2 separate regions of the Homo sapiens genome follow, and region 1 is linked to region 2. Evidence: chromatin loops called from intact Hi-C (ENCODE). Cell type or tissue: Caco-2. All regions are shown on one strand.

What was found. Hi-C counts contacts between places; a loop is a spot of excess contacts. Peaks named below come from ENCODE experiments on the same cell type or tissue, not always from the same donor. Only the 100,000 strongest peaks of a DNase experiment are listed, where the experiment ranks them.
Region 1: a loop joins it to region 2, with 14 times the contacts of the local background. A loop is called at or near these places in 3 of 110 quality-filtered maps.

Annotation. Positions count from the first base shown.
Region 1 is chr1:79,680,453-79,682,952 of GRCh38, forward strand. No RefSeq gene overlaps it. Among named protein-coding and RNA genes, the nearest start is that of LINC02792, 360 kb to the left of the region's middle. In Caco-2, no CTCF peak of the experiment used is centred here; no DNase peak of the experiment used is centred here.
Region 2 is chr1:79,496,281-79,498,780 of GRCh38, forward strand. No RefSeq gene overlaps it. Among named protein-coding and RNA genes, the nearest start is that of LINC02792, 170 kb to the left of the region's middle. In Caco-2, a CTCF peak has its summit at 1,102; no DNase peak of the experiment used is centred here.

The sequences.
Region 1 (2,500 bases), 180 kb after region 2:
GCACAGGAGGCTGAGGCAGGAGTATCGCTTGAAGTAGATCCTGCCACTGCACCCCAGCCTATGTGACAGAGTGAGACTCCATTTCAAGAAAAAAAAAAAAAAATTAGCTGGCTGTGGTGGCAGGCACCTGTAATCCTTGAGAGGCTGAGGCAGGAAAATTACTTGACCCAGGAGGCGGAGGTTGCAGTGAGCTAAGATTGCACCACTGCACTCCAGCCTGGGTGACCGAGAGCGAGACTTTTATACATATATAGAAGTTGATCTCACTCCCACTATGGCCCCTAATGATGCTGAGTCTATTTTCAGGCAGCCAGGGACCAGGGTTGAGAACTTCCCCCTGACCACGAACCTCCTTGCTGAGAAAACAAGCAGACTCATAGTTTTTTTGCATCTCAGGAGGCCTGCAGCAGCAATCCAGTTCCTTCAATCATTTATTCTTGTATCTCCTATTGACCCCCTCTTCAGACTTCGGAATTTTTGCATTAATTATTTAACTATTCTGTTGGTTGTTAAACTATTATCTCTACAAACTATTATAGCTACAAATTTACCTTTGTTTAATCAGCTTGGTGATTTTGGGGCTGGGACAAAGAAAACTGTATTATCTTTTGTCACCTGGCTTCTTGATACAGGTCTTGCCAATGGAAACATGGGGGAAGACTGGCAGGGAGGAAGTGGGAATAAAGGCTTTGATCCCTGCTGTCTGCTTGATGTTGTTTTCAGCATCACACCAGCAATGGTCCATATCCCTCTGCCAGCAGTTGGTTCTAGTTTCCTGTTTCTTTTAGCACTCCCCAAACCAGCGTTGTTCATAACAGCAAAAAAAAAAAAAAAAAAAAAAAAAAAAAGAGGAAAAGGAAAATGTATGTCAGTAGTAGGATAGACAAATATTTCATGGTCAATCCAACAGTGAGAATTAACGAATTAAAGTAACATGTATTAACTTGAATGAATCTCAAAGACATGATGTTGAAGAGGCAAAACAGTGGAATACATAGAGAATTATTTCACTTATATATTATTAAAAAAAGTGGGACATATGCATAGGTGTGTTAGAACAATAAAGAAGAACAAGAAAATGATTACCTCAGAATTTAATGGTTCTCTGCAGAGCAAGGAAAGAGATGTGAATGGGGAGAGACATCTTCTGGACAATTATATAAGTAGCAACTGTATTGCAGTTCTTTAAACTTTGTATGGATTCTGTCTCAATCTTTTATTCCTAAACAATTTTTTCATAATAAAAATAAAATAATTAAAACAAAATTTCAAAAGCAGAAATAATAGGCCTTGGTAAGATAAACTGGTGTTCATATAAATAGCAGAGTGTCATGGTTTTTTCTCAACTCAAATATGGTAAAGAGAAAATAAACAAGTTTTAGAATTCCGTATGTACCAATGAGATGTTCAAAAATCGAAAAGGAGAAAAGAACGCATGTGAGAGAAGGAAGGAAAGAAAGAAGCAAGGGAGGGAGGGGGGAAAGAAGGAAGAAAAAATAAGAGGAATAAAAGGAAAAAATAATCTTACCCCTTCATAATTTCAAAGAGGAGTCTTCTAAAAAATTGGAATTGTATTTATGAGACTGTAAAATGCAAGTCATGATTCTCCTTGTTGAGTGAAGGTATAAAAAGTATGTATTTTTATCACAATAAAAATAAATGTCACAAAGAAAAATATGAGTATTATTCACCTGATTATAATATTGGGATAATGACCATGCTTCTTAGCTCTTAATCAGTTTAACTGTGACAAATGTGTTCGTTCAGGTAGACAATTGCATAGTTTCATGTATTTGGCAGACAATTCTTAATTTTTTTTTTTTTCTGAGACCGATTCTCGTTCTGTTGCTCAGGGTGGAGTGCAGTGGCGTGATCACTACTCACTCCAGCCTTGACCTCCCAGGCTGAAGTGATCCTCCCAAGTAGTTGGGACTACAGGCATGCAGCCCCACACTGGCTAATTTTTTAAATTTTTTAATTTTGTAGGATGAGATATCGCTATGTTGCGTAGGCTGGTCTTTAACTCTCGGGGTCAAGCAATCCTTTTAAAGTATTGAGATTATAGGTGTGAGCCACCACACTCAGACTTGATCTTCTTTAATACTCCTATTTTATAGTTGTTAGATGTTGTCTCCTTAAGATAAATTTAGTATTTTAAAATTAATAGAATCATATTAAATTTACATATTAAATATTACATTTATTCACTAAGTTATATTTTAAATAATATAATTAACATATAACATACTTAAAATATAATTATATTGTGTTATAAATGTTAACTTTATTAAATATTAAATTTATAAGTAAATATTATTACATTAACAAAATATTGTCTAACTCTTGTAAACTCAAAAAGGTGTCTTCTCCATTATGCTCTGTTCATTTTTTACTCATTCTCATTTCTCTTCTTTCTTTCTTTCTTTCTTTCACCACTTATTATCTGTTTCAGAGTTTTTAGAAGAGCTTGTAGAATTTTTACATAAGTCATAAGGTTTGG
Region 2 (2,500 bases):
CATGGAGTTCATTAAATAGCAGTATCAGTGTGATCACCTTTTAGTAACATAATCAATTTACTGGTCTTTGAATAGTAGCAGTGGTCAGACTAAATTAAATTTAATGTACATTGACCAAGTGATTTACAGTATCTAGATTTACAGTATCTCAGAATAAAGAATGATGACTTTCAAGCATTCCAGGAACGAAGGGAGGAATAAATTATAATATGGGCCAAGTAAGGTGAGAAAACTTATCTTTTGTTTGCTTCCAAGTTTTACAATAGTTCTTTTTCTGAAGTCTGCAAAAAAAATGTCAGACTAATTGGAATCCTGTGAACCCCACAGATACTACAGACTTGAGTGCTGCATTGACAAATCGGTATTCCATTTAAATTCCCATCAAAGCCTTTGAGGTTTATATTCCTGAATTCCTAATGACAGGTGCTATGCAATCAGCACTATTACCATATGCTGGAAATAGGCATTGTAGCTTAATAAGGAAAGCTTGAAGATTCAAAGACGGGACAAGCAAAACAGTCTGAATTTATTACAAGCACATCCAAATCCTTCATCTTTCAACTTTTTTCTTAAAATATGATATATGAATAAAAGAATAGTAACAAAGATCTTATCTGAGTGGTGGCCACATGTGTCATATTCAGATATATTTTTCCACAGCCTACATTTTGTCCCCAGAGAGCTGTTGTCTATTTGTATAAGATTTGCCAATAACCATCACAGCCATGTCCAATATTCTATACTTGTACTCCAAGTGTCTGGCTTGTTGATGATTTGGGGGGAAAAAATTAGAGGACCAGTGGAAATCTGTTTGATGTGTTTATGCTCCACATGCTCTTTAGAATAAATCAGCTTCCTATATTTTAACAGCAATTGGTACTATTCAGGGTTAGAACAGGTTGTATACCAGAAATTCTAAACTATAATAGATACAGCGGTTGCTACCAAATAAAATAAGATACGTCTTCAATGGAGAACACTTTTTTAAAGTACCCAGGTTTTACATATATTCTTTAAAATTCCTTTACTACACTTCAATTCCTGCCAGAATTGACTGCTATTCTGTTAGGCAGGGCTAGGGGGTGCTATAACCTTACAGCTGAATGAAATCTGCACCCCAGTGTTGAAAACAAGATATTTTATCAGCCTCAGATCAGAAAAGGTAGGATGTACATGTGTTTGGACAAGCGTGCACACATAGGTTTCTATCCACTTTGGTAAGGTATGAGAAAGAAGAAATTTGAGTAAGAATATTTGCAACTGTTGATTTTTACATAGAATATGTTGGTGCTTCAAATCATTCTAAGTTTTAAAACGTGAATTTTGCATTTTAGTTAAATTATTGAGATTATTTTTTCTTAAGTAAATATTTTTATCTTTCTCCAAATTTTAAGAAAGAGATTCTAGAGGATAATTGAAATTCTGGATAGGCAATTATGCTAATTAAGAATTTTATTATATAATGTTTTTTATTAAGCCAATTGTGTTTCAGGTCAACCTAAGAATATTGTATTTTAGAAAGTAGCAAAAAAGCCAATTCCATCATTTAATTTACTAATTTTCTCACACTTTAGAAAATTAAATATTTTTGGTAAAGAACAAGATTTTCTTAAGTTAGAAAACAGTGTAAGTAATATTGAGCCACTATCATTATTGCTTTTCCTTCTTTAGAAGTATTGAGGATATTTTGGAATTTTTTATATTTTTATTGCAACTTTCTTTTGAATGAGACTTTCCCTAACTAATTAGTAATTAAGTAAAGAAGAGATTTTCTACTCTCTCTCTCTCTTTTTTTTTTTGAGACAGGGTCTCACTCTGCTGTCCCTGCTGGAGTGCAGTAGTTTGATCTCGGTTCACCACAACCTCCACCTCCCTGGCTCAAGTGATTCTCCTGCCTCAGCCTCCCGAGGAGCTGGGATTACAGGCACCCACCACCACACCTGGCTAATTTTTGTATTTTTAGTAGAGAAGGGTTTCACCATGTTAGCCAGGCTGGTCTTGAACTCCTGACCTCAAGTGATCCACTTGCCTTGGCCTCCCAAAATGCTGGGATTACATGCGTGAGCCACCACACCAGGCAGAAGAGATTTTCAAAAAGAACCTTTATATAAAATGTCTTTATATGTAATGTATTTTGTAAGACTCAGATTTACTGTCTTTAGAAGCTGGAATCATAGTGATTTCTTTTTGGCATATTTGGTTTCTTGATAAGCTATTTTTTAAAGGAAATTTTAAATAATGCAATCATGTCATGTCGTTTGAATCCTCCCTATCTTCTAACTTTTGAAGACAACCTGAAACAGGAGATTGGTGAGGAATAAAGCACTTGTGAATTTGGTTAAATTAATTTCAGAAAAATGTGTTAAATCCTACAATGCCTAGCACTATGATAGACCCTACAAATATGGGATGAATGAAAGTGAGGGCCTGTCAGTGGGAAGCTTGGTCCAATCTTTTCTTCATTATGAAGATGGAATATGGACCCCAGATTGGTTTGATT